2 separate regions of the Mus musculus genome follow, and region 2 is linked to region 1. The links are chromatin loops, found by intact Hi-C in ENCODE. Cell type or tissue: gastrocnemius. All regions are shown on one strand. Links, peaks and the distances in the headings refer to the core of each region. The heading gives the core; the rest is flanking DNA.

The links. Hi-C counts contacts between places; a loop is a spot of excess contacts. Peaks named below come from ENCODE experiments on the same cell type or tissue, not always from the same donor. Only the 100,000 strongest peaks of a DNase experiment are listed, where the experiment ranks them.
Region 2: it touches region 1 in a loop (6-fold over the local background); 3 of 42 quality-filtered maps call a loop at or near these places.

Annotation. Positions count from the first base shown.
Region 1 is chr16:7,042,379-7,057,797 of GRCm38, forward strand. It overlaps a transcript of Rbfox1 not described here. Among named protein-coding and RNA genes, the nearest start is that of Rbfox1, 20 kb to the right of the region's middle. In gastrocnemius, for the core only: a CTCF peak has its summit at 7,420 (motif pointing right); DNase peaks (open chromatin) are centred at 7,054 and 7,425; H3K4me3 peaks cover 619 bases; H3K27ac peaks cover 1,683 bases.
Region 2 is chr16:7,924,547-7,939,965 of GRCm38, forward strand. No RefSeq gene overlaps it. Among named protein-coding and RNA genes, the nearest start is that of Gm29854, 160 kb to the left of the region's middle. In gastrocnemius, for the core only: a CTCF peak has its summit at 7,994 (motif pointing left); DNase peaks (open chromatin) are centred at 4,367, 4,751, 7,332 and 7,970.

The sequences.
Region 1 (15,419 bases), core at 2,585-10,584:
TATAGCTAGTATTACATATCCACATTTGATGAACAGAGAGCTCAATGGTATTTTCAAAGCCTATGGATCAAATAGACAAATCAGGTTTCACTTATGATTAGCAATACCTTCATTGGAAGCATTTAATTTTGTGTGTAGAAAATGGCATACATCACAAATCTCTGTTATCCTAATCACCAGTTATATAAGAAAATAATTAAAATCTTCCTTTCTTATTTGCGAACATTTCTCGTCATGTTTTTAACACCATACACGGTCTCATGCGTTAGGGACAACTGGTGTTCACTGAAGTACCTTATCTTGGAATGAGTTTGGTGCAGGGACTAAGTCCTATTCAGAACACAAGGAAATGACTGTATGGTTTGGTTATATGCTTTCTTTGGCCTTGGTATTAACATCTTTTCCTCCTTCCTAAACTCTCTCAGATTTGTCCTTAAGACAACTACTAACAACAAAAATCAATTAGGATGCCTCAGTCTTGGTACAGAAACTGAATGTTCAAGGGAAAAGCAGTGCAAACTCTTTGCTACAAATATATTATTTATTCAGACCAGTGAGGTGGCATCTTTGGTATTTGCATTATTTGATTTATTCTGTGTCATTTATTTACATTTTTTGTAACTCCCCTTTAAATAGATATTTTCCTGAAGTTTACGATTTCTTCTTTTTCTTCCTTTTCTCTTGTCTGTCTCCTTCCTCTCCCTCCTCCCCCTCTCCCTCCCCCCCCTCTCCTTCTTCCCCCTCTCCTTCCTCCTCCTCCTCCTCCTTTCCTAACATCCAAGCTATTAACAATAGTTGGGAACTGTGAGGTGGGATAAAGCTGGGTAGCCCTTTTGGCATCTAGATACTCCAGCTGATAATGACATCATTGCCATGTATGCACATCGACACACACATGCACGCTTAAGCACTGGCAGCATGATGCATGGGTTTATGGCTGTAGCCCACTTCTAATAGAAAGGGTGAAGGCCTGAAGAAAGGCTGAAAGCACGTGCTTCAGCTTCATGTCTCCATGCACCATGGTGGCCCTTTTCTTTGGCTGCTTTGATGGTGACATCTTCCCACAACTGGTCTTCCAGCTTATATATACTCCCAGTGCAGAACCTTTCCATAGTTCCTGCCTGGGTACACATTTACACATTCTTGCTTTGAGAGAAAATTCTGAATTCTGGTTCCACATTTGGAGCTTATTATCAGTGAGATCAAAGGTAAATATATTTTGTTTGCTTAATAGAAAACAGTGCATGCTCACACACGACATCCACTCGTGCACACCACAGACACAGGGCACATACACACACGCACTATAAAATCTCCTAAGTGTGGGGAACAAACACCAGATACCCATTTCTTGGGATGGAATGCTGAGACCACAAGCAGGATAGGCAGACACTACAGTTTGTTTTCTGATGCACACTTCAAGCACGAGGCCTCCAGAGCTGTATTTCACAGAGTTAGGACTTCCTAAGGAAACCCAGTAGCATAGGAACTTACTGCTCCCTGTTCCCGACCCACCCTCAGTATCTTCCTTCGGGTCTGTTCCATGAAGCCTTCTAATCTGTCAAAGACTGTTCACTCCCAACCTTTTAATCAGCCCAAATTTAACAATGAGTCAAATACTTAAAATCCACATTAAAGAGGGGAGGAGAAGGGGGCTCTGAAGTGGCCCACACCACTGTCAATACCCAACGATGGGTCATTTTTCCCAACCTAATGGTGATACATGAGCTTTGTTTTAAATAGTGAAGTGGTTTGTACAAAGGGTAATTCCTGGTAAATGAAGCCATTGCTCATGGTGGACACCTTCAGATCGAAAGCAATTGAACTGAAACCCGCACATCAGCCCTTTCTGTCTTTAATTAGAAAGTGCTGCTCAGTGTGGAAACTCACTGGGGTAGAAGGGCTCTCTCACAGAGGTTGGATGGCAGTGGAGTTGTGGGGGGCCGGCCTCTATGCATCAGATGAGCTTATAAATTTGGGACACATTAGGTAAGGCATAACCATTATGACTGCGTAGGAAAGTTCAATTCTCATTGCAGCGAGTCCCCTTGCGTCTCTCCATCCGATGATTTACGGAGGGCACAAATGACACTTTATCACATTTTTTTCTTCTTGGCTAATCCCATACTGATTTATTAGTTAGTGCTGTGGATTGGGGGTAGTCAATAGTGTCAATAATGCAGAAGAGAATTAGGATAGATTATCTTCATGTCTGAATTGTTTAAAGGGATCTAAGTGGCTAGAATGAGCATATCTGCAGGCTTGCCTAGCTGTTTGCCATGAGATGTCTGCCTGCCTCTGTCTTCAGATATTGTCTGCTATAAATTGTTTGATTAACGAACCCTGCTGGGATTTTTTTTTTCTGGCCTTTTCTAAGGAAAGAAAGAAAGTACGTGTCACCGTTCTGAACAGGGTGAGGCCCAGTGTCCACTGGACTGGGCTGCTTCTTTGCCTCACCTCCGTGGAGAGAAAGATGTCATGAACTTGGTTGGCTGCAGGGTTATCTAGATTGCCACTTCCTTAAAGCCACTTAAAGCAACCGTCATTTGTGGAAAACATAACGCGTCTGCCTGTCCACAGACAGGAGTCTTCCGTGCCATCCCTCTCTGTCTGCCATTTCGTGGTAGGTTGTGTGTCAGAACATGCAAGCCAGCAGCTCTGCCTGAGCTGGGAATGGAGAAAGCCTGGATCATTAGTGCTCACACACCATCTGTTTTCCTTACAGCTGCCCTTTGAGTGATTGTCCGGTAGCTGATGTGCTGAGGGTAGACAATTGTTTTTTAGGGGTTTCTGATTCATTTCGCCAAGCTCCCTGCCCCAAGAGAAAACATAATGCTTGTTTATTCATACTGGCTGGTAAAAAGCAGTGTAGTTTATCAGGCAAATCATGGTCTTCTGGAAGAGAAAGACTTTGCGGCGCAGTAAACAAAATCAGGTTGGCACATCTGTGCCTAAGGGGGCTGGTGATGGGCATGGGGTATCATCCTGAGAAAGAGGCAGGGCTGGCAGACATGGACATAATTGTCCCATCTGCAGAGACTTCTTTAATGGACACGGAGAGGTGTCCCAGTGTGCTGCTTAATTCAATTAAGACAAACATAGAAAGTTCCGTTCATCAATAAAGTTGCCTGTTTCCAGTGCTGCTGGAGAGAGTCCTGCAGGGCTGAGCTCTGGTCTGTGGCTGTCACCCTGATGTCACTTGCCTTTCCTGGCTCTATGGGGTCAGCTCTTAAGCATAATAGCTTAGAAGGGCCTTGGCTCTTTTACCACGCTGAGTGCAAGTAAGTTGGGGAAATGGGCAGTGGTCACACGGTCTGTTCTTATAGCTGGAAACTATTAGGAAATGGCTTACCCAGGGATCTCAAATTCAGTGCCCAAGCCCTTAATAAGGATAAGAAATCGACGATGGAGGAAATGTGCAGACTCCTGGCGTGGCTTGGGAAGTTGTCGCTGTTCTTCCTAGGATATTGCAGCCATGATTGTTTGCTATTGGCTGAGAAAGAGCAAAAGACGATTTCAGTCTACTGCCTGGAGCCTCTGCTTTAGATTCCTCTACTGCAGATCCACATTTCTTGTATTTAACAAGTGTTTGACAGTGTCCAGAGCATCATCTTAGCTTTGCAGTGAGATAGTTGGGGTCTTTCAGCCTTTTCCTGGATTTTACCCACAATGCCTCAGGGCGGATGTATATTGAGTGTAGCTGTTCAGAACAGAGAGGAATAGATAAGTATGTGGGTTAGAATCTTAGATCAAGGAAAGAGAGTAGTCACCACCCTCCACTTGAGTGTAATGTTCAGCGGAAGTATAGTCACTTGTTTCTATGAAAATTGTTTCCAAGTGTTGTCGCTATTTTAGAATGTTACATAGTGTCCATGCTGTTGTGCAGCCGAGGCTCCAGTAAAAGAATGAATGTGGATAGAGATGAACCCAGAAAATAGCTTCAGATTAGGGAGCATGGGGTAGGAGAGGAGAAGGAGGCTCAGGAGGCTCTGGAGACCTGATTGTTCTTCTGACCTGAGAGGAAAAGCCAGAAATTCAGCCTAGGGGTAAAGAAGGAGCAAGAACCCTGTGGGGGAGGTGACAGTGTAAGTGGTCATGTGTTGGCCTTGCACGTGTTTTGTGCTCAGTACCCAGCCCTGCTGGAGGGAGGGACCAAGCAGGTTTGTTGGCACATGTCTAAAAACTACAGCACTCTGAAGGCAGGGATAAGAGGATCCTTTTGTCTTTCTAGTCAACTAAGTTAGCTTTCCAGGACAGTTCCAAGCCAAGGAAAGACCCCCAACTCCAAAGAAAATACGGGCAGCGTCGGAGGAGTGAAATAGGTTGTCTTCTGACCTTCATGTGCACATATGCACATGTACCAGCAAGCACGCATCACACACACACACACACACACACACACACACACACACACACACACACACACACACACAGAATTATTCTCAGCTACAACAGACACTGTGGTAATCTCACACTTAGACACACAGAGACATCAAGCAGTGGAAATGGGTCTAATACAGAGTGGTCATTCTCTAAGGGCAGAGTATGGGTCTGATTGGCTCACATCATTTTGAATGAGGTGCAGGGTGGAAAGGTAACCTATGGAAAGAAAGCCATTCCAGAATTGTGACCTGGTACCTGTGAGGTATGGACCCAAGACAGGGACAGTAAGGAAGGGGAGAGCTTTGATCAAACTGCTAAGGAGTCATATTCAACAAGAGGTGCCAAGGCTCCTGTTGACAACTATGTAATCATGTCAAGGGACATATATGATGTGAACAAGACAAACATGGCCCATTCTTTCTCCACCTTCCTTGTTTTTACCTAATAACTACAGCAGGTGACACATCTTTACAGATTTTGAAATAAGCCTACATTTAAGTAGACAGGTACCCTTGCCCAATTATAGTGGTGATATGGTTTCCAGTATACATGAAAATCCACAGTCACTCCCTCTCATACTTGCCCACTGATTCTAGGTTTATAGAGTTCACATGGTGTGTGTGTGTGTGTGTGTGTGTGTGTGTGTGTGTGTGTGTGTGTCTCAGTTATTGTGAATTTGAGGTTAAACCTCAGGCCTAGTACATGTTAGGCAAGTGCTTTCCCAGTAACCTTCGGGCCTCCTTTTACATTTTATTCTGAAACAAGGTCTTAGTTGCCCAGGCTGGCCTTTAACTTTGGTTCCTCCTACTTCAATCATCCTCATTGCTGAAATGTCAGGCCTTGGCTACCACCACCCTCAGCTCATTCTGTGCCTATTGAACCCCCACGGGGTGACAGATGCCCTCAGGAAGCAAAGCCTAGAGCTTCTGTCTCTGGGAGAGTCTTAGCATCCTTAACATCATTATAATACTGCATTTAGACACACATCAGCTTGGTCCATAGAGTGTTTTATGTCATGTCTGGGTTAGAATTACATCTTCCTTCCTTCCTTCCTTCCTTCCTTCCTTCCTTCCTTCCTTCCTTCCTTCCTTCCTTCCTTCCTTCCTTCCTTCCTTCCTCTGGTCCAATATGCAGAGAGAAAGCACATATAATTAACTTACATCTCTCTCTATGTCACCTCTCCATCCCTCTGCCCAGACAGCAGCAGACAGCAAAGGAAAGACATCCTGTACTTAATGATTAGAGTGTACAGAGGGCTCTGAGACAATGGACTGAGTCAGAAGGCTGCTGCTGTGGTCCTTAATGCTCACCAAGGCCTTAGTGGCTAGACAGTTGCACCTCATTTTGATCTTTTTCTCTGCGTTGTTTCAGTACACACAGAATAGGAAGCAGAGCGCGAATGAGGTAAATTCAGAAGGCCAGTGTGTGTTTTCAGAGACTTAATGACTATTTTTCTTTCTCTTCTGTGGCTATGGAACAAAGTACAGGCAATTTTAGGATTTAAGGGCCCAGATTTCCCTGGGCTCGGGAGTAGAATACAAGGAGACTTTGGGATTAATGAGTCTTTTCTTTTCCTTGGGGGCAGACGTTTGCCTGGCACTCACCTGGAGAATGGGATTTTTCTTATTGGAAATAGCAGCAAGCATCTGTGGGGTTCCTTCTAGGAGAACTGCTTCCTGAGCCTGGGTTAAGTAGTGCTTAGCTCTTTGGAGAGGATAAGGACTGAAATATGATGCCCCTCTCCTGGAATACTTCAGGAACAATGAGGAGCAATTATGGAATCTTAGTCAGGGAGAGAATATTTCCAAATGACATGCGAACACTGATGTTGCCTTAGAAGCCTGGGTGTTCAACCCTCCAAAAACAGTCTACAAAAAGCAGGTGTCTCTTGTCCTTGTGTAGAACGGGCTCTGAGGCCAAATCCCAACTCTGTTATTCATGAGCTGATCTGACTGAATTGAGCAAGTCACTTAACTTGATTTGGACCTTAATTGCTTCTTCGGAAAAAATCGAGACTAGAATGCCATTGTATATTGTTCTTGGTGAGGTGAAGTGGGATACCACTCAGGGCTCGAGATGCAGCAAAGAGCCCATAGATACTGAAGATATGAAAAAAAGCAGATCCTAACTTAGCCGTTAAGAGATAGAGAATTGTTTTAAGGTAACAGAGGGCCGGCTCCTGGAAGCTTCCCACTTCTATTTGTATTTTCCTGAATGGGAATACCTATGTGTGTACCTATGGTCTGTTGAGGTTATAGGTACCAGCAGCAATCGAGGGCCACTCTGCGTCTCTCATCCATCCTGTCTGCTTAGTTCTCTGCTTTCCTTCCTCTTTCGGGTCTTTCCCTGGTGGTTGTGATATGGCTACATAGCTCAATTAATGCTCTCTGACGGGAAGAGGGAAAGTAAAAATCACCCGGCTCCTGTCAGCAGCAAAGTTATTTACTCTCAAAAGCTGACGGAATCACACTGCAGGAGCTTCGTTTATTTCTATTCAGAATGTCGTGGTGCCCCGTGCTGGAGACTCGGAACGTGCTGATGCGGATTCCAATAGGCTTCAAGGCAGTGAGTGGCTGCTCGAACGCGGACCATCAGGAGGAGCCCTGACAGGGATGGGTCCCTGGATCACTGACTTGGATACCAGAGTAAGCGCCCTAGCTAGGGAGAGCTAAAGGAGAGGAGTTCATTCCATTCTCGGTGCTTCGAGAAGCAGAAGAGCCCCTGCTGTCTGATTGTTTGTCCCTTTTATTCTGGGAACATAAGAGCAAGGTGTAAGGGACTCAATTTGGGTCACTCCTGGAGTTTCTGGAAACACAAAGGCATCTCCTACAATCAGCTCTGCGCTGGCTTCGCCATCCATCGCCTCTGCTTACATGGGCTGACAGGCTCACTCATCCAGATAACCTGCAGAAAGCTATGCATTTGTTTTTCCTTTTTCTCTTTCTTCTCTCTTTTTTTCCCCCAACTTCAACACTTTCCTCTCCAAGGAGTCAGAGGGGGAGCTGTTGAAGCAGGAAGAGAAAGGAGTCTTTGCCTGTTGGTGCAATTTCAGTTCTTTCCACTAGGGGTCTCTGTGTCAAACTCAGGATTCCCCCACACTTTGTTTTTATGATCCTTATAGCCTCCCCCGCCTCACTCCCCCAACCCCTTTTTTTCTCTTTTGGATCAGTTTTGGGAAAGGAAGCCCTTTCTGTAAACAGGAAGAGATACTGTGAGTCCACTGAGGGGACCAGACAATTTTGCCATCCTCAGCACCATGATGACAAGGGCATAATTAAAATAGTGACATAATCAATAACGTTTATGGAGTCCTGGGTGGCAAGCACATGACTCAGCATATTTACGTGGATTATCTCTTTTAATATTACACACAGGCCTCCAGGGAGTTGGTATATTTACTTCTTCTTCCTAGATTTGTTTATCATTTTCTTTGCCAGGCAGGGTCTTGCTTTGAAATACAGACTGGCATCCAACTCAACTATCCTCCTGCCTCAGCTTCTTTAGTGCTGGGATTATAGTTGCGTAGCAGCAAGTCCATTTTAGGCTTCACCTGCCTTTCTACCTTTCTTCCCTCCTTCTTTTCTTCTGCTCTTTGTTTCTTCCTTCCTGTCTGCCTGCCTTTTCTCCTCTCTTTCTTTCATTCTTTTGTTCTTTAACATTCAGAACAAAAAACTTCGGTGGTTGATGTTTCAAGTCACAAAGTGTTCTTCCTCCAGACCCCATGCCTAGACCTTACTCTGCAGTGAGCTGCCTGTCCTGCCTCATCCTGCCTTGGAAGCTTCTGGTGTAACTTGATGTAAGAGGCTTGTGCCAGGCTGTTTGTCTGGACAGCTCTACTGACCACGGTGCCCCTTGACTTTGCTTTAAAAGAAAAGACTTGTTAGAAATGAGGTTGTTCTGAGCATCCTTCCTCCCCGAAGCAGATTCTGGTTTCACATTAGTTAGCTATGTGAAGGTCTGCCTCCTTAGACCAGACTAGTATCAAGCTCACTATGTCACACAATCTGACCTTAAACGCATGGCAGTCCTCCTGCCTCAGCCTTGTGAGTGCTGGGATTATAGGCCTGAGCCATGTGATTTCATCTTAACTCCTTAGGTTTATTGGTTTGTATTTTAGGACACTTAGTAACCTTGGATTTACAGAGGTTTCAAAGAGAAAGTTCGAGGCTTCTAGGTCACACCCACAGACAGTGATAGAGTGTGTTTCTGCAAAGCCAATTCCAGCCCTCCAAACCTCTCTTTGAACCAAAGCTCTTCAGCTAGCAGGGAATACAGTTCCTGCCTGGCTCCATCTGTATTAATGATTTATAAGCCACACCGCTGCTTTTGTTCACGAGCAGGGCCTTGTCCTGTTCATAAAGGCATTTCAGGGAGTGGGGTCCTGGCTGGCCATGCTGTTAGCTTGCTGCTGTGAAGGCTGCTTCATAAATCAAAAGAGCCTGGTACTTTACTGCCTCAGAGCTCTGAGATGGTGTGTGGATGTGTGCGCAGTCTGAGTGCTTGTGTGCGTGCACAAGCCCGTGCGGATCAGATCCACTGAGGGACGGACAGCGTTGCCCTTCCATAAAGAATGAATGAAGGCGGAGATGCAACTGGTCATAGGTGCTTCAGGGTAAGGGCTTGGCTTCCTGGCAGCTCCCTGGCCCCATTTGCCTTTCACTGGATGCTTAGGCTTTTCAGTGTTGCTCCTGAAAATGGACTGATGCTACTTTATTAGCATGAAGAGATGCAAACCCCATTAGAACCCCCTTCTGTCTGCATCATCAGAACCTGCAGAGGAGGCAGGAAGGGCTTACTGAAGGCTAATGCTACTTATTCTCGACAAGCCAGCACACAGCTTCCTGTGCTTTTAAAACAATGGCTTTGGGGATGTTTTCTCAGACTTACTACAATTTCATTTACTCACCAGAATGGAGTTCTGCCTTGTTTTGAACAAGTGGGAGTGCTTTTTATGTGGGCCTGGAATGTTGCATCGAGGAAACTTCTCTGAAGTGAGCTGTAGAGCACTCTGATTTTTAAGCCTGGAGACTGTTTGTTTTGCTTTTAGTGAAAAAAAGAAGTTACAGTAGCCTGGTTTCTTTGGAGCTGTGAATTCTTTCATTGCATGCTCCGAGAGCAGCATCATCATGGTCTCGTTTGTCCCTTGGTTTGTTTTCATTCTGCACTGCATGTTTTAATTCTATTTTGTGTGTCTGTGTTTTTCTCCCCACTGTAAAACGAAGAACACAAAACCGGGGTAGGACTGAGTAAGAACTTGAAGGGAGAAATAAGGGTATTTAGGAAATTCAAGCGCTACTTTAAGTGTTCTACCCAAGACGATGGCTTTGGGGTAGCTGAAATACTGGATTTCCAAGTGCTGTTACTAAAGGAAAAGAAAACAAGTACTTAAAGCTCTTAGCTTAGGAAATAAGCATGTCAGCTGAGAAGGCTCCTCACACGAGAATCAAACGGAGAAACTCACGCTGAAGCTCCACTCTGCCTCCCGCTCAAAACAACGGCTTGAAACTCTTTGATAAATATCAAAATTTGGGTGCTAACTGGTTCCTCATCAACATTTATGCCTATGAAAATATTACTGTTTTTTTTTTAAACGACCTCATGTGCAAGTCAGTAGTCATGAAATTGAGACAGATTCGCTGAGAAGGGCTGATGTTCACTACACTATCTTCCTGAAAAGCAGAGGGCAGGGTGAATGTAGATTTACATAAGTAAAGAAAAGATTTTGCCATGTTTCCTCAGGACCGGAAACACGATGCAGCATTTCAGACGGAGAAAGCAGGTGCCCTGAAAGGGACTCCAATGATCCTATTGTGCGTGTCTGTCTGTGTTTGTCCTCTATTCTCTGAACCCGCCAGTGCCTCGTTGTCTTTAATTATGTCTACGAGGCACAAGACGGCAGTCAACATCTGCTCCTTTGTTTACTTGGCTAACATATAGCTTTGATGGCTTATTAAACAATCTATTTTTCAAACCCAAAACAGAGAAACCAGCCGAACCCATATTATGGCATTCTATAAAGACCCATTATGCAATTAGCACTTGGGATTTGTGCAAAGCTGGTGATTCACCCAAATAAACATCCCTCTGTTCCCACAGCTTTTGATGGCATCGTGGAAAATATAAATTTAAAAAAATCACACAAAAATCTGACCACATTTCCTCCTTCTTCATCATGCCTACCAAGATGATGATGTGCGGATGAGAGAAGCAGATTCTTCACTCTTTTATATCGTGTGTGTGTGTGTGTGTGTGTGTGTGTGTGTGTGTGTTCCTGCATGTGTAACTTTCTCAAATGCTGTCTTTTAATTCAAGCCAGCAATTACAACAGTGTACATGACAAAGGTGTGCAGCTATGGAAGCCAGGCTTCTAAGAGTTTCGCGAGTGCTACAGAAGTAAAGAAATGCTGATTTTTAACCCTTAGTGGCATATTCTTAGCACAGCATGACCTAGTAATAAAACCTATCCAGACAGGAATTCAAGAGCATATGAGGTCCACAACGACGAAATCACTTCAGAGGCAGCTAAATGGCTAGGTGCTTAGAGGTGCTTGCTGCTAAGACCAAGCACCTGAGTTCAATCCCCAGGACCCATATGGTGGAAGGAGAGGACCAACTCCTACAACTATTCTTTGACCAGCATCCCCCCCCACACACACACACAGGTGAGAGTGGTCTGGTTTTGGATTCTAAATATGTCACAAATCTTATAGAAATATCTATTTAGGCGCAATTATGAACTGTTGTAGAACTTGGCTTTCACAGTTGAGCAATAGAAAGAGTTATAGGATAAGAAGCATAGCATTGTCAGGAACATAACATGAAGTGGGTTGTACAGTATCCAGTATGATATCCAACTACAGGCAAAAGTCTATAGATGTCTACACTCTACTCTTACTGGTGGTGGTAAAGAAAGAACTGGTAGTAAAAAATTTTAGTGTTCATGGTTCTATAAAATTGGGGGTCTTGGTGGTGATGGTGGAGACACAACACTGTTGGCTACACAGTAGAGGTGAAGTTCATGGACTAGCAGGTGACAATGGAAATGAGCATGATGGTGATAGTGAGGTGGAGTTAAAGACTGTGGTGGTCATAATCAAGTAAACAGAGGTGTACCATAAACATGGTAGTGGAAATGCAAGCCAGCACCTTCTTGGTGATCATAGATGGGACAGTAGGTTGATGATGGGGACTGTGGTTGAGCCGCTTGTGGTGAGATTGAGATGGTGGCGATAGTGGCTATGATGTCATAGCAGGTGATCCTGGAGACTGAGGTGGTAATGGACTTGTTGGTTGTAGGTTACATTGATATTCATGGCAGTAGTGGAATAATGTATTGGTAGGTGATGATGGAGACAGAAATAGGGGTTGAGGTATTCATGGTGAGCTCAAGATGGTAGTAATGGTGGCTATGGTGGAAGGGCAGGTGTTGCTGTAGGCAACAGTGATCAATAGGCAATGACAGTAATTCTTAGAATAAAACATAGTAGAAGAGTTTCACCTATAAGCCCCAGGGTGCCATTTTCCCTTCAGTGCATGCTCTGTTTTCTCACCTGTGAAAATGGAGCTTAGTCATTCTGAGACTGAACCAATTACAGGAGCTAGGGTACTCATGCTCAGTCATTCTGAGACTGAACCAATTACAGGAGCTAGGGTACTCATGCTCAGTCATTCTGAGACTGAACCAATTACAGGAGCTAGGGTACTCATGTTCAGTCATTGTGACAGTGAATCAATTACAGGAGCTAGGGTACTCATGTTCAGTCATTGTGAGACTGAACCAATTATAGGAGCTAGGGTACTCATGTTCAGTCATTGTGAGACTGAGCCAATTACAGGAGCTAGGGTACTCATGTTCAGTCATTGTGAGACTGAACCAATTACAGGAGCTAGGGTACTCATGTTCAGTCATTGTGAGACTGAACCAATTATAGGAGCTAGGGTACTCATGTTCAGTCATTGTGAGACTGAACTGAGCTCATATTTATAAAACAAGTGCAAATGCTTGCTTCTCTCAACAAACATGTGAACACAAAAATAGTTGGTTAAACAAAGTGCTGGCACATAATATAGCCTCAAAGGCAGAAAAGGTACCTCATAGCTTCTGTCAGCTTCTTCTTTTCTCATTTGACTTTTCAGAGCAGGCAGAAATGGCCACCTCTCTCCTCCCTCCACAAGACCCATCTCTATCTCCTCCTGTGTTGTGTGCAGAACAGGTGTGTGATGTTCCAGAGTTATGGAGAAGTGCGACATGAAAAAAAGGCTCCGAGTCATCATAAAAATAACACCAAGGCTGCTCCACAAGGCAGGCAGATGAGCATACTGCTAGCCAGCATGATAAAAAGCTATAGCAAATGTTGGGTCCCAGTGGGAGGGGACAGACATATGGGGACCCACTATATTCAAAGTGGACATCACTGCTGATTTTTAAGTGGTTAAGGCAGACTATTCCAGGACCAAGGTTTTTATTTTTTTCCTTCCTTCCTTCCTTCCTTCCTTCCTTCCTTCCTTCCTTCCTTCCTTCCTTCCTTCCTTCCTTCCTTCCTTCCTTCCTTCTTCCCTCCTTCCTTCCTGTCTTTCTCTCTCTCTCTCTCTCTCTCTTTCTTTCTTTCTTTCTTTCTTTCTTTCTTTCTTTCTTTCTTTCTTTCTTTCTTTCTTCCTTTCTTCCTTTCTTCCTTTCTTTCTTTCTTCCTCCATCCTAATTTTAAATCCTTTAGTTGCTTTTCAGCCCTTTGTTCTATTTTGGTCCTAAAAGGCACATTCATCTTTGAGGCCAGCCATGAAGTCTCAAGGGAGGTAAGATCTGTATGGTAGTCATGAAACAAATGTAGATCCTGGACTCTGTGAATCCCCACCTTCGCCTCCAAGCAGTTAGTTGAGGGAGATGAAAGCGGACGAGGAGGCATATTGTAAAGTGCTGACTATTGAGCTCGGAGCTGTGATGGCTGGGTATGCAGGACTGTTGGTGCCTACGCCAGGTGTGCACTTCCCAGCATCTGTGAAAGAGACAGGCAACCCTCCATGCTAGACATTATTTGAAGATATATGGAGAGGGGCACCTGTTTTCTGTCAATGTTTATATGCTTGGGCACAAATAGAGGGGAGATAGTGCCATCGGTATGACATAGTCCCAAAGCAGTGGCCCATCTCCAGAAGGATATTTTGGAATTCTCATTTACTGCCCACAGAGTCTTTCTTGGAACTTAGAGGTTTGAGACTAAAGCTGGTATATTATGTGGGCACATGAATGAAGAGCAAGCTCCTTAGTGGCACCCAGGAAAAGGGAGAGAGGACTGGGAGTCAGACAGGTGTGGTGTTGAAGACGAGATATGTCACTCACGTAGCCCTGAGTGGTTCCAGTACTCTCCTGTATAGAAGGCAGCCCTCTGAGTACTGCTGAGGCCATGGTATTGTTAGAAAGATTGAAACAAAGTCTTCCAGTGATGAGAATTGTATCCTACATACATTGCGTTCTATGGAAGTTTTGGAGTCTGGGGTGTGAGTGACATAGATCTGGACTCCCAGTGTTCTAGGGGGAAACAGAACAATTGTGGTTGCTGGGAATCGAACTCAGGACCTCTTGAAGAACAATCAGTGCTCTTACCCACTGAGCCATCTCTCCAGACCTCCGAAACAGAACAATTGTGAGTTCAAAACCAGATTAAAAAAAATATATATATATGCAAACTTTGATATATGTATATATATCAAAGTTTGCATTTACATTGAGTAAGGGCTACAGAGATGGCACAGTAGGTAATGTGCTTGGCATGTAGCTTTGAGGATCAGGCTGAGATCCCTACAGCACACTTTTAAAAGCCAGGCATGGTGGTACATGACTGTAATACTATATCCAGGAAGGTTGGAGACATGCAGATCCTTGGGGCTTACTGGTGAGCCAGCCTAGCCTTATCAGGAGAATATGGAGATCCTGAGAGAATCTGTCTCCAAAACAAGGCAGTGGGTGACTAAGGAATGATACTCAGAATTGACCTCTGACCTTTAGACACTGCTCACATATTACATGTGTACATATACAACTGTATACACATTAATGATAGGCAGATATAGAAAGAGGTATAGAAAAAGATAGGCTAGGTAGGATGAGTAGATTAGATAGATAGATAGATAGATAGATAGATAGATAGATAGATAGATAGATAGATAGATAGATAGATAGATAGATTTATTTTATTTTAAGGCCCAATTTGCTGTTTTGGTACAGTTTGGTTTGATTTGGTTTTTTGGTTTTCTCTGTGTAGCCCTGGCTGTCCTGGAACTCAGTCTGTACACCAGGCTGCCCTCAGGCTCAGAGCTCTACCTGCCTCTTCCTCCCAAGTGCTGAACATAAAGGTGTGCACCATCACTGCCCAACCCGACTTCCCTTTTTTTGAATGTATGAGTTTGCAATATTTTCCAGCCATTTTTAGATTATTCTGAACTATGTTAGTTCTGAGGGCAGGAGCCCAATTCAAGTAAAAATGAGGATTTATTGACTCAGGAAAGATCATAGTATGAGAAGTCACTTAAGTTCCTGATATTCTACTTGGGTTGTAAACACACCGGGTCATGCTAAGATCTGGGCTTTATGTACAGAGCTTTGATACTTCAAAATGGACTGATACCCAGGAGCTGTTAAGTACAGTATTATATTCTTTAGTGAACACCCCACCTAAGAATAGGCTCACTCTTGGTATGTAAGAGAATTAATTGAGTTTCAGAGAGGTTGAGTAACTTGTCTAGGGCAACACAGATGGGAAGTGTTAGGGTCAGACCTTGGTTCCACTCTCTAAGTTCATAGTCAATACATATATAATATATTGCCGTTATGATAGAAAATTAGGGTTTTTTAATGAGTAAATTAAAGATCTTAGGGAAACTTACAAACACTCACACACCTACCTTCTTGAGATTTTGGAACCTTTGAGTGAGTTATATAACCTCTCTTTGCTCGGTGTCTCTATCAGATCTATAGCTCTAGTAACAGGATTTAGCTTATAGAGTTGTTATTAAGATTAAATGAGTTAATAAACAAGGAG
Region 2 (15,419 bases), core at 3,443-11,442, 880 kb after region 1:
CTTGTATTACCATCCCAGTGAGGCATTGTAAATCTTATACAGTTCTGGAGCCTTTTAAGTTGTGTTTGCTTCCTGAGACTTCATACATTTTCAATTCAGAGGAAAACATTACAGAACAAGGAGAGACAAGAGGCTGAAGAAAGTCAGTTAGACAGAGCTTTGCTGGGTTCCTATTTGAACATGAAGCCACCATGCATGGCTGAAGACCTCCCACCAGTATCTTTCTTCCTCTGAACCAACATAACCTTTGCATCTCAGCTAGTTCTGCATTCGGTTACATATCAGGTTCCAGCTCCCACAAAGAACCTCTGCTGAAAATAACAATTGCAATGAATGTTAAGAGCTTTAGATTGAGTTGGTCTGAGCTTTCTATGAGAGTCTGTTATAACAATTTAACATTGCCTTTATAGTCCCAAAGTAGATGCTGACAGTAGAACCATGGCTATACATAGGTGTGTGTTAATAAAACTTTATTTACAAACGTAAACTGTGGACAGAGTTGGGGCATTGAATTGAATGAACTGATGAGTTTACTAAGGTTATGTTCAGGCACATGGATGATTCACAAGCCTGGGTGACAGCTCAAGAAACCTGCATCAGTGGAGAACTTGGTGCAGCATGCATGCAGCTCCACTGAGGAGTCTCTCTGCTAGTCAACTTTTCACCTTCTCTGTTTTAAAGCTTCTCAAGACCACATGTAACAGACTTCTGATTTCAAGCTATAGTACATCTACATCGTGTGCCCTTGAGGGAATTGCTTACCTCCCTGGGCCTCATGCCACTTACATAACACCTGTGGTACAGTCCTGCTGTAGGAAAGCAAAGAAAGGAATGTTTGAAGAACTTTCAGCACCGTGCATCATGGGTAAGGCACGTGATTGCTGTTGTTCACTACATGTGTGACTTCATATAGCTCTAACTATCTCTATCAAATGAGATGAGAGAAAGCCTCACCTAGAAGCCAGTAGCAATAGTGAAGAAAATACTCAGGGGATATTAGTGAAGAAGGGAGATTCTCCTCTCTCTCTCTCTCTCTCTCTCTCTCTCTCTCTCTCTCTCTCTCTCTCTCTCTCTTTCTCTAAGAGAGTGAGTGTGTGTGTGTCTGTCTGTCTGTCCATCCATCTGTCTCTGTCTGTGTGTGTCCATCTGTCTATCTCTGTCTGTCTTGGTCTCTGTCTCTATCTCACTGTCTCTCTCTATCTCTGTGGGGAGCAGGAGGGTTCTTTAGCTGTGGCTAAAGCTGTCTCTAATTCCTAAAGAACCTGGTCCACTTAAGTGGATTTGATTGGCATTAATTATTTAAAATAATCATTTCTTAAGAAATAAAAACGTTATGAATGACTTGCACTTATTCAGTGTTTTATAGGGTTTTTATTATTATTTTTACTTTATTCTGTTCAAAGGACTTTTAAACTAGGGTACACAGTATACCAAGAGGTATATGAATTATGGGAGGAAGCATCTTTTGATTTTGAGAGGGCAGCATTATTTCACACTAAAGCCAACTTGAATATATAATAGAGCAGAATACATAATGCACGTGTCTTTTTTAAGATTGAGTTTGCAACTTTAAAGATATTTCAAGTCAGAGAGTCACCACATTGGGCTGTGTCCTAGGTGGCTTTGTCAGGAAGAGAATTGGTTGTGTCTTTTGCCATAGTCCCCTGCAAAGTACTTAAGGAAGAATTTTTAGGATGTCTGCAGAAGACAAAACTCTGTAGGAATATGTATGGGCTCACACAAGGTTGACTCTATGCTGTTGAAGGAGTCTTTAAACATAGATTGTTAGCCTCCAGGTCATCCACATACATAGTAGTGAGGAGAATCAACCATGAGACAGAAACAGAGGGAGTGCACGGTGTTAAGTACTGAGAGGATGAGAAGGTGATTAAACCAGGGCCCAGAAAGGCATAAAATCCTTTAAGCCCCACAGGTCTTCACTCCAGAAAAATGCCAGTTCCTGAGCCAGCTGCATCTCCTCATAATGCAGTTACAACTTCTGTCAGGCACTCTCTCCCACCGACCCACAGCACCAGGCCAGGCAGCCATATTAAGACACAGTTGTGCTTTGTATAATAAAAGTGGGATCTGCACGCACCTTTTTATCAACAGCTTAGTGAGCACACACTGTTCATGGTTGGTTTGCTGTGAGCTAACCCCTCCCAGCCCAGATTCCCCTGGAGAAGTCCATAGTTGACAGTGGCAGAAATGAAGCAAACAGAATGTTTTACGGTGTACCTGGGCCAAGACACCAACAGAGCAAGAGAACCGTGCAAGGGAGGGAAGCAAGAGAGAGCCAGACTTAGAAGACAAGGCTAAACCCAAAAGGCAGACTGCTTTTGTCTCCACCTCACTAATATCTATAAAATGTGCTTTCTTGGCATGAGAATCAAGGCAGAGTTCCCAAGATGATTAGTCTGTTGTCTTTCCTGATTGTCAACACTGAATAAGGCACACTGTTAAGATCTGATTACTGTCTCCAAGTGTTGGCTTCTGTAAGTGACAGTCACCATGAGACATAATTCCAGGCTCACTTATATCTCATTTCCTGCCTCAGTTTCTGCACATGAAATTAGACTCTCCCAGTGAACTTGAACTCTGCCATGGCCACTTGCTTTCCTCCAGCCGGACTCTATGACTAAAGAAACAAAGTCTGTAACACAAACCCAGTGAGCCCTGTCCCGCACCTGATGCCTAGATTTTTTATTACAATGCACAACAGGCCTGTTTGTATTTGGATTCTCTGTACTCAACTGAAGACTGCAGTTGGCCTTTTAATACTCTTCATTCTAAGGACATTATTCTCTTCATAATAGCCACTGTGATGGTTAATATTAATTGTCAATCTGACAGCATCTAAAATTACATGGAAAAGAAGGCTTTCGGGGGTTTCTAGAACAGGCAAAATTTATTTGAGAAGAAACACCTTACATGGGCTGAGGTTCTGGGACTTAATGAAAAGGCGGAAAAACTAAGCTGAGAACCAGCATTTCTCTCTCCATGCTTTCTGACTATGAACGGGTTGTGTGTGTGTGTGTGTGTGTGTGTGTGTGTGTGTGTGTGTAGTGTGAGCAGCTGCTCCAGTCTTTGCTTCCCCGGCTTTCTCAATATGAGAGACTGTATTTCCCAGAATTGTAAACCAAAGTAAACTCCTCCTCCCTTGTGCTGTTTCTTGTTAGTTTCTTTTTAACATGTCAATATGAAAATTAACAAATACAACCACTATCAGCAGTATTCACCACCCACCACCACCACCACCGGCCACCCCACCCAGAACACTAGATGGGAGTCTGTAGCCCAAATCCTGGTGTTAGCTGCATCTGCACGAGCTTGGGAATGTCTTCAGCCTCTTAGAGGTTATCAGCTGCACCACCCGCAAAAGGGAACCACGTGCCTTTGAAGGGAGAGCAAAGCGGCTTGGGCAGACTGCCAAGTGGGTGGGTCCGCGTATAAGGGGTTCACTGCCTGCTTTACCTTTCCCAAGCCCATCCACTCCTTATGAGCTTGACCCCTAAACCATCCTAACCCAAGACAAATTTCCTGAAAAAGCCAGCCTCGGCTGGGAACCCCATCAGTCTTATGCTTTGGTGACCAGAGGCAAAGTTGTCTTTCATTTTTCTTCCAAATAAAACACTGCAGTGTGGATCCTAGCCCCGCATTTCTTGCTCCAGAGGCTCCGAGTCTCGCTCTTAACAGACTACCCATGGTATTCTGCCCTAGTCCTTCGAACACATCTATTTATAGCAGCCATCATTAGCTCTGCAGTCCAAGCGTGGGCTGTCTCACCTGTCCCTCCCCGTCTCCTCTTGCTGAAGTTTCCTTCAAGGGTTTCCAAAGAGTCCTTTGTAATAATAGTTAACATGTACAGGAAAGCCCCAAGGTCATGCTCCACTCTTGGCACCCTTCACTTTAGATTTGAGAAATCCCCTAAAACTCTCATTAACGCAGGCTGCCTCACACCTATGAAACTTTAAAAATATCTAGCTGATCAGCCACTTTGCACACCTCCGTGCAGGCAGAGTGTGTCTGCGCCCGCCGCCCCCATTCCTTTCCTTGGCATTACAATTGTGCAGATGAGAGCTGTCAAAAACCTGACTTCCTACAGTATTTAAAATATAAGGAAGAGAACTGCTCATCTGAAACCAGCTTTACCACTTAAAGAGAAACAGAAAGCCAGGAGGGAGAAGCAGAAAGCAGAGGGGGAGGGGAGGGAAGCAACAAGACGTCCCTGTTCAGAGCTGGTTTTACTAAGGCCCTGCAGCAACTTAGGGCTTGCTTTTATTTATTTATTTATTTATTTATTTATTTATTTATTTATTTATTTATTTATTTGTTGGTTTTGGTTTTTCAAGACAGGGTTTCTATGTGCAGCCTTGGCCAGGCTGCCCACGAACAGAGACCTGCTTGCCTTTGCCTCCCAAGGGCTGGGATTAAAGGCAAGCATTGCCATAGCCTGGCTAAAGGGATATTAACCACAAATTGAGTGTTATTTATAAGACACAGATCTCTGTCTCTGTCTCTCTCTCCCCCTCTCTAGCTGAGTTCCTAAACCACTCGCACCCCCCAAAATACATACACATTTATATGTCAGAAAGTAGATTCACAAAAAGCTGAAGTGCTAAGCTCAAACTATCAGTACAATTTTGTGGCTGTGGCAGCTTCTTTTACCATATTTACCCATCCCCTAAATCCATGTCTACACCAGAATGCACGGCACCTCCTGGGTGGTAAATTTCCCAGACAGATTCTGCACAGAACTACTTGTGTGGAACGACTCTGGGGATGGTTCTCTTGGCCATCTGTCGAGATAAAGCAATCCACAGTTCCACCATGACTGATGAATGCAAGCTTGGGAGCTTCTCACCATCTATGCTGGAATTATGTGGCACTATTTGTCAAACACACGGATTCCTGGATATTCCCTGTTGGTATTTCTGTGCTGCTGAGAGTCAATTAGCTCCTGTGGGCTAATGACTTTAAGACCATGTCGGCTGTTAGAAGGTGGGATCTAGTTCAAGGTCATGGGTCCTTGAAGGATGTGTATTCATCCCTGTCTCGTCCTCTCTAGGATAACTGGCTTCCATGAGGTGAGCAGTTTCTCAGCCCTCCATTCTCTGCACCATGAACTTTCCACATTTCTACAGACCCAGAAACTAGGGACCTCGGACTGAGGCCTTCAGAACCGTGAGCAGTTTCTCCTTCAATCTGATTCGTTCTTTCGTCTCATTGACTTAATACAATATAGTATGTTCCCTACCAAGTACTGACTCTGAACCTGTGCAGGTAATAGAGGGTACCTGTCGTGGTAGGTATGCAGCGGTGATTGTTACTCAACCCAGACATCTGAGATCCTCTGTGCGAGATCGAAGCCTTATTTTTACAGCTTTCCACATGGATGATCCCGTCACAGGGACCTGAGGGCTCCTTCTCAAATGGTTTGCCTAACAGAAGAGATATCAAGGCAAAGGGAGAGAAACCTGTCAGCCAGTGAGCAGGCAAATAGTCTGCTCCAAACATAGTGGATTGTGGAGATGAAGGTAAATTCATCTCAGAAGCGATCAAACTGTAAAACTCATACACTGTAAGAATGGGCAGTATCATTAGACACATAGAAACAATACGCCCCAAACAGACCTGCTGAGAGCTTTGAACAGCAACTCCCTAGAGCTGATTAGGACCTAGAAGACACTATAAAAATGTCACAAGCCAATGTTCCCACATTTCTTCATAATATAGCTTGTTGTAACTTAGTTCTTTAACATGTGCATTGTCTTTCTTTCTTTCTTTTTTTTTTTTTTTTTTTTTTTTTGGTTTTTTGAGACAGGGTTTCTCTGTGTAGTCCTGGAGTCCTGGCTGTCCTGGAACTCACTCTGTAGACCAGGCTGGCCTCGAACTCAGAAATCTGCCTGCCTCTGCCTCCCAAGTGCTGAGATTAAAGGTGTGCGTCACCACTGCCCGGCTTTGTCTTTCTCTTTAACCAGGACATTCAAATGGGGGGGGAGGGGGTCTTTCATAAATGTGCTAACTCACTTAAGCGCTTAGTGCAATCCAGTCTGCCATTTTGAATGAAAATAGCGAACAGACATTCAGGTCATTGAATGTTATTTGAACAGTTATGACTGACTCTTCAACTCTTAATAGTTTTACATGAGGTGTGAGCCCTTTGCAAACTATGTAGGAAGATCCACAGACACCTACAAGTCTAAGACTCTAGAATGTTTCACAATATGTGGCATTCATATACATATGTGCTTTTTCCTTGGGAAACAGACACACTGATTTAAAATGTATGTGTTCGTACATTGGATGTACATGCTTTTGTGTGTGTGTGCACATGATGGGGAGCGCAGAGCCATGTGCATGTGTATGCATTTGAGAAGTCCAGAAATTAGCATCAAACCTCTGTCAACCTCCGTGTCTCTCCACCTTATTTGTGAAGCAGGATTTCTCACTGATCTTGGAATTCAGATTCATCTAGGCTGGCTGCCCAGTGAGCTCCAGAGATCTACTTGTATCTGTCTCCCCTGAACTGGGATTACAAGCATACACTATCACACCTGGCTTTTTAACAAAGGTTCTTGGGATCCATCTTAGGTTAGTATGTTTGTAAAACAGGTACTTTACCACCTGGTCCATCGTCTCCTCAGCCCCGAAAGATACTTTTAATGATATAAATCACTGTCATTCACATGTATTCAGTACACACACTTATATAAGATATAAAGGCATGAATTTAAGAAGTTTGATATTTGATGTTGACAGTCAGACAAAGCCTATAGGTGGTTCCTCTCCAATATGAATTATTTTCCCCAGTGCCAGGTCTTAAAGGGACCTTATTTAAATCAGACTTCTTCTTGTTGTTGTTGTTGTTGTTTTAAGTTCTTTGGGTGTCTCTTCAGTCTGATGGTGAAATATAATGAAAGGTGTGTATGGAATAGTATCACACTCACTATATCCAAGTGTTACCTCAACAGATCAGTTTGATAACTGCCCCATAGGGGAAAGGTTCACCAGATAGTGGCTATTTGGCAGAGTGGCCTAATGGAGCTCCTTCTGTGTAAGAAATGGAATTAAGTTGATACGAAATGCAAGGCAAATGTTTGATTTGCATTGGACAGGATATAAAGGCTCTTTTATGTGCACTTAATATCCTGGGCCAAGTTGGGGTGGATGGCAGAGACATTTGGCTTTGCCCACTTGATGTTTGGAAAAATGGAGGCATTCCCGTTTTGCAAACAGCCCACAGATACATTAAATAACTCATTTCATGATGGACATCTGGACTCCTCAAACCTGCCAAAAGTGGATAGGCTGCCGGCTGCCTTCCAACTTTATGGCGGGGAACAGCTCCCTTCAAATATCAAAACGATCACTCTGTAGCATCCTGGCATGTCGGGGGCGGGGGCTCATCTGTCCAAGCATGACACACATTCATTTTGATTTTAGGTATGTCTGAGCCCCTGGCTGCATATCCAATACTCCATGCACCTGAGCAGAAAGAGAATCTGAGTTAATTAGAACAAGTATTCTATAAGATGTCTTGACACCTGATTCTTCCATGGTGGCTAGTTGACGAGTGACTTAAATCCGTTAGTGAGACACACAGGTAGATGGTATTATCTAAAAGGAGTCTTTAATTTAGTAATTTGTGTCAAAAATTTTAAAAGAAGAAAAACTTAATTAGGCATAATGAAACCAAGATTGTTCAATAAAAAGTAAAACTTACATGAACGTAATGCAAAGATCATTCTCTGCTTGCCCTCAGGAGCCACTGGTCAGACACAGTCAAAGTAACTCGCTGCAACTTTCTTGAGTCTGCACCTAATTTCCTGTTGACCACGTTTCCTATGTGCTTTATAACCCTGGTTAGTGCTGCTTTATGACCCTGGTTAGTGCTTTATAACCCTAGTTAGTGCTTTATAACCCTGGTTAGTGCTATGTTACAACAGTGTCTTGTAATAAAAGCTGGGAGAGTTTGTGTTCGCCACCTACTGGCCAGAGAAACAGCTATCCATATTCCCATTTTGTTGTACCCCAAATTGGACGTCAATATGAAAAACTTCATTTAGGAACCATTATAATAACAAGCCTTTGATGTCAGTGTCCACTTCAAAAACTCTAGTTCAAATGGAAAGATTTAAATATATAAATATGTATTAATACATTAAATAGACCTATCACCAACGACCAACGTTGTCTCCTGGGATGTATGCTATACCAATAAAAAAGTAAAGCCTGTACCAGGAAGGGGAAGAAAATGTTATTTGCAGAGGCCTTTGGTGCAAACAAAATACAAACATGCATGCATATATGCATTCAGATTTTTACAGATGGGAAGCAAATATCACAGAGGCAAGGACTTTGCAATTTAATCCCACTTTTCACCTTTCTCCCATGCAAATGTACTAGTCAAATTTCTGTGCACAAAATGACTACCAACCATGGTATGTATTGCAATAACCATGCAATTATGGTAGCAAAGATTTTTTTAATTATTTTTTTATTTTCTGAGATTATAATAGAAAAAAAGAATTTCTATTGACCATGTAGTATGAATCTGAAACTGTGCTAAGCAGTTCCACAAGTTCCTCGGGCATGTATACCTCAGTCTTACCTCACCGTAGGGACAAATCTCTCCTATCCAAATACTGTGTTTGTCAGGGAATAAAGAAACAGTAACGGACTTGCTTTCTTAGATATTTTTGTATGTGTGTCCATTGGCCAAGATTATTAAAAGTACATTGCTATAAAAATGAAATTAAATGTCAGATTTAATTCACAAGCTCTGATTGTTCTAATTACTTTTATTATTCTTTGGTTCAACAAATACAAAAATGTTTATTAGAAAACTTTATACGTTTTGGATTTCATTTTCTGAGGTCAATGTAACTTTAGCCCAATCACATTAAGTACACAGACTATGTTAAATTCTTCTACAGAATTCCTCACAAAACTTCCCACCATAGAGACTATCTCCTTTGCAAGTAACCCAGCCATTGCTGTACCAGCCTGGAGAGCCTGTTCTACCACATCTGGTTTATGAAGTCCCTGAGAATGAACTCTGGGCTTCATGCATGTCCAGTAATACACTACAAACCAAACTACACCCTGGCCATACCAAGTATCTTTTTGTATATTCTTTTTCTTCCTTTAGAGGAAGAAACCTAATTCTGTCTTCAGCGGCCACTGTTCTGCTTCTGAACACCTCCGACGTCACCCACTTCTCATTCCCATCAAGCTTTTAGACCTGGGAAGGCAAATTGCTTAACAATTAAGTTTGACTTCTGCTCTTCTGATCTCGCATGTTTGGGGCTGTGCAATAGTCCACTTAGAGTAGATTTCAGGAATACTACAGCAAGAGATAATTATGGAAATTTCCACACCATTGATTTGCTCATCAACGATCTAAGTTTTAATTTATTTGGAAGAAGAGAGAAAAAGCTGGTAGCTGAGGATGCAAACAGTTTTGGGGGCATGTGTGGCCTCTGTCATACTGGGCCTCTGTCAAGTTTAAGGTCAGTCCCACAGAAGAGTCACTGTTTATTAAGTCAGTAGAGTGTCCACTGAATGTTGAAGCCAAAGATGGTTGTTTAAGCTCTTGTGTCACATGGCTGAGCAGATATGAGAAGATCCATCGACTCAAATTCATATATAAAGAAATAGGTGTAAAAAAAAACCAAAACACCTTGAACTTGCTTAGGCTAGAAGCTGAAGCTAGAAGCTCTACCACAGCTTCCCTGCAACACACTTTCATGGAAGTTTTAGATTTGGTTCTACAGAGCTGTAAGTTTATGCCAAGATTTTCATTCACTGCCTCTTACACTACAGTACCTCAACATCCCTGAACCTTAGTTTCTTTCTTTCAAGAAAAATGGAGCTAGGAGAAGATGCATGACATGGCCAGAGATGCAGCTCAGTAGGATGGTTTGCCTGACATGCGTGAATCCTTGGTTTCAAAATCCAGTACAATATAAATCAGATGTGGTAGTACGTGTCTGTAACTCCAGCACTTAGGGGTCTGGCAGTATAACAAGGATTGCTCAAGGCCAGCTTTGAGTACATAGGGAGGTGGAGACCAGCTAGACTGGAGATGCTGTCTTGGAAGGGGAGAAAGAAGAGGAGAAGGAGGAGACAGGGAGGAAGGAAAAGGATGAGAGAGAAGGAAGAGAAAGAAGGAGAAGGAGAAAGAGAAATCTGATAGAGGCTAGAAAGCATAAATGACATTTAACAAGGTTATACATGCACACAGGTGAGCTCTTCACATTGTGTAAGTAAACAATGGTCATGATTTTTCTCTGTGCCTATTTGGCTTATAACATCCCGGGAAGCTTTAAGCTCAGGTTTTAAAGGGAAGAATGTGGAAATTTGTGGAGCCCCAATTAAAGATCACGTAACACCATTACTGTGACATCACCCTGGAGCGTCTGAGTGCACAGAACGTGATTCAATCACCATCAGGAGTGAGAAAGGGAAGTCCACCTCCCCTCTGGCCCTGGAAGTAATTTCCCTTAACTCATCACCTACCATTGTGGTGCCTTGCCAATTCCTAAACTCCCCGTAGCTGGTCATGGTTGGGTGTGTTACCTCATGATGTCATTGTGACCTAAATTCATTCCCAGCCTTTCCCCCAAACAAAACACCAACCCTGTTTTCATTTCTGTTTTACTAAGCACATCCCCTTGTCTGATACTTAGATAATTTTCTTTGGGAGAATCATATATGTGTTCCTATTTCATTTTACTACACAGTTTAACTATTTCTTTCAAATATCATAATTAATCTCAGGTGGAACTGTCAAGGGGTCCAGTGCTTTACACAGCTGAGTCTTAAGCACGAACCCTCATTGTTCAACTTCTATTCTATGTAACAACCTAAAAGTTACAGAGGTGGAGGAAGTCTCAGCCCTAGAAGTTCCTGCCAGAAGACATGCCCAGAAGCCACTGAAACAAATGTAGCCCTCCCTCTGAGAAACAATGGTATAAACCTGCAGCATTAGCTTGGTAGTCATTCTAATGGAAAATGAGGCTGAAGAACATCTAAGAGCTATCCAAAGCAATGCCACCTGCTCTAACCAGAAACACAGCACGGCTGTGGTCCACGGTCTACTCCATCACTATTAGAAACAGTGGAAACTGGAATGCTATCTTTGCTTGAGCCCAACTCTTAAATGCCAGGATCCATCAGCTTTGGAGATTTATCTGTGAACATGAGGTCAACACAGGACTTGAAAGGTTAAGCCTTTAATCAAATCATGGAATTGATCCCTGGCAGGTCAAGTGGATTCCTATAAAATGTGTTCATGCATCATTAACCATCTATCCAATTCTGTGGAAGAGCAACACCATTCATTTAAATGGGAGTTGCGGGGGAAGGGGTGACTTGCTGCAAGACAGAATAGGTTGGTGGAAACCTCACTATTTCTTTGTGTTTCATTTATTCATGGAGTTCTAAGTCAAGGGGTTCTGCTTTGGCCATATGTCTACTGCTTCTCAATGTGTTTATCATTATAGAAGGAAGGCAAAACAATGTGAGCTGAGAAAGGACTGACATTTACCCAAGTCTTAATAGGCTCCCAGAAACTGTCATCAGAGTTTCACATCAATTAATTCATGGAACTCTAACAACTAAGTACCTATCTAGACACCTAAGTAAAACTGCACTAGCCATTCCACATGTATGTGTAAATATATGTATATATGTATGCTTATATGATATGATGTATGTGTGTATGTATATGAGATACACACACGTTGTCTATCTGTCATAGTATTCATATTACCTAGGACTCACAAAAATATTTAAGATCTATGAAAATGTTTTAATTTATTTACAAACTTAACCATCAACCTTAGGCTAAAGAAAATAGCAGATGACAAAATATCATTATCTGTATGTCTCTGTGTGTTCACAGGACCTTTCTACAGTAGTAGACCCAGTGCCTATGGCTCATGCTAGTTTTCAAGGCCCATGAAAATGATTTCATTTGTCTTAAAAACAAAAGAAATGGCTATCTGTGGTGGTTTATAGCTATAATCTTAGCACTCCAAAGGCTGAAGCAGAAGTATTACTGAAAACAGAAAGTTCTTGGCCAGTGTGGGTTACAAAGTAAAACTCTATCAAAAGGAAGAGAGAAAGAGAGAGAGGGAGAGAGAGAAAGAGAATGCGTACAACAGATTAAAGAAAATATCTTAATATATAATGCTAGTAATACCTTGTCTCAGACAAAATGGAATTTGGTATGTTTTTGTATGTAGAAAGGGTACTACAGAAGCTGGGTGTGGCCTTGTATAACATACCTTCAGTGTTAAAGCTGTTGCTGACATGTTACAGAACACTAAGGTTCAGCGAGATGAGTCCACAAGTCGCAGCTGTATAAGAATGTACCAGACAGTCTGCCTGACTATTGAGACTTGTTGAACTTCAAAGACAATGGGTCCTACAGAAACTGGTTATTTTTGGAGCTCTGGGGAGGTAGAAATAACTATGCTCACTTCAGTCCAAAACCAAAGAATTGCAGGTACCATCTGTGTGTGAAACCTTGGGGCAAAGAATCAAGTATCCACAGTTATAACTTGCCTTCTACAGCATAGAAAAGCAGAACGAAAATTGTAAGCTGGGGAGGCTGTAGGTAGCATGAATCTTGGAGCTGAGCAAGCATTAACCATCTTCAGGGTCGTTGTTTTTCTCAAGAAAGAATGGAAAAAAGTCTTCTCTGCCCACACTCTAGCCCAGCTGTCTACAGTGATAAATGATGGGTCTTTCTTTACATTTCCTTTCTGCTCAGCATGAGGACTGGCCGAGCTGGATATGTACTCGACACAGATAAATGGCTTTGGCAAGCCCACCAGATTGTCCACGTGGCAACAGATGGTCTGGCTTGGAGCTTTTGTTGTGCTAATGCTGAGACTTGCTGCTACCTGATGCAACTATCATTTCATAAACAATAATGCTGCCACCAGCGCTCTGTGTAATTGTCCCTTTTTCTCTTCAGGGCACATCTTGGGTCCTGACAGCCTCAGGATGGTAAGAAGTGAACCCGATCAGCCCAGGAGAAGAGACAGAACAGAGTGGAGAGAGGAGAGGTGGTGATGACAGAATGGAGAGAGGAGAGATGGTGATGACAGAATGGAGAGAGGAGAGGTGGTGATGACAGAATGGAGAGAGGAGAGGTGGTGATGACAGAATGGAGAGAGGAGAGGTGGTGATGACAGAATGGAGAGAGGAGAGATGGTGATGACAGAACGGAGAGAGGAGAGGTGGTGATGACAGAATGGAGAGAGGAGAGATGGTGATGACAGAACGGAGAGAGGAGAGGTGGTGATGACAGAACGGAGAGAGGAGAGGTGGTGATGACAGAATGGAGAGAGGAGAGATGGTGATTACAGAATGGAGAGAGGAGAGGTGGTGATTAGAGAATGGAGAGAGGAGAGATGGTGATGACAGAATGGAGAGAGGAGAGATGGTGATGACAGAATGGAGAGAGGAGAGGTGGTGATGACAGAATGGAGAGAGGAGAGGTGGTGATGACAGAATGGAGAGAGGAGAGGTGGTGATGACAGAATGGAGAGAGGAGAGGTGGTGATGACAGAATGGAGAGAGGAGAGGTGGTGATGACAGAATGGAGAGAGGAGAGATGGTGATGACAGAATGGAGAGAGGAGAGGTGGTGATGACAGAATGGAGAGAGGAGAGGTGGTGATGACAGAATGGAGAGAGGAGAGGTGGTGATGACAGAATGGAGAGAGGAGAGATGGTGATGACAGAATGGAGAGGGGAGAGGTGGTGATTAGAGAATGGAGAGAGGAGAGATGGTGATGACAGAATGGAGAGAGGAGAGGTGGTGATGACAGAATGGAGAGAGGAGAGATGGTGATGACAGAATGGAGAGAGGAGAGATGGTGATGACAGAATGGAGAGAGGAGAGGTGGTGATTACAGAATGGAGAGAGGAGAGGTGGTGATGACATAATGGAGAGAGGAGAGGTGGTAATGACAGAACGGAGAGAGGAGAGGTGGTGATGACAGAACGGAGAGAGGAGAGGTGGTGATGACAGAATGGAGAGAGGAGAGATGGTGATGACAGAATGGAGAGAGGAGAGGTGGTGATTACAGAATGGAGAGAGGAGAGGTGGTGATGACAGAATGGAGAGAGGAGAGGTGGTGATGACAGAATGGAGAGAGGAGAGGTGGTGATGACAGAATGGAGAGAGGAGAGGTGGTGATGACAGAATGGAGAGGTGGTGATGATGTTTGGTTTCTCTCATGTCATGTCTGTATGCTCAAAGATCTACCAATTAAGGTCAGTGAGAGAATATAATTTCCAGTTTGTTTTAAGAGACAAAAACTGAGATGTGTGTGGCTACGGATAAGATTCAACAACTGAGAGGCCTTGCTAGTCTTTCCAACAACCTCACTTTGGCTCGAGCCATGATAGGTGGCTTGCAACTGCCTGTAAGTCCACCTCCAGGGAATCTGGCATCACCATGGCCTCCAGGAGTCACTGCACTCACTTGCACAGATCCCCTTCTCTCCCGCCACACACACATAATGTTTAAAATAAAGGTCTTTTAAAGTGAGACTTTGAAACTTGAGGGTAAACTGTCACCTTGCAATCCTCACTTTTCCACTGATGCACTTACATTTTTCTACAATACTGAATAAGTGGGGAAGAAATTAGGTTTTTTTAAGTACTATGTTCTAAGGCTTCTAATAATGTTTTTATTTTTAGCAGTCACAGCAATAACACTACAGAAACTTGAATTTTGTTTTGGGTTTTTTGGTGGGGGGTTGTATGTTTTGTTATTTAAGGAACTTCTTACATACAAGACTCTGCTGAGAAGTTGCATAAATTAGCTGATTAAGACTACTGAAAGAGACTTAGGAAGAACAGGGGTGTCCTGATAAAACTTTGAAGGTGCCTATGAATAAAACCTTGTTTCAGAATGTTGTCTAATTTCTCTGGCTATAAACAATAGCCTTAAATCTTAAGCTGCCAACAATTTATGAACAGACACAAAAATTTTCCAAATATTTGACATCAACCCTGATAAACCAGCGTAAGCTTGCTTTGTATTGTGAGAATGAATTCAGGTACAGTATGGTTGCTTTTGCAGAATCATCCTTCTGTCAGGGGAGGGCTGAGATGTCTACAACTCCTCCCTTCTATTACATGTTCCATGGTACTTCTTAAGAGTCCCAGGATACATGAAATATCCCCAACCCACAGAACATGTCAATGAAGTAAATAAGCATTTCAAGACTTCTCATTTTCAGGTCTGAAAGATCCAACATCAAGAACCTGCTAAGTGGTAGGTTCTTGAATTCTTGCTCCATCTACTTGAAACCTGGCCAGTTTGTTCTGCCTCTCCGAGGCCCAACCAACAGCAACACAATGAGTAGTTTTCATAGCTTTGTTTTTCAT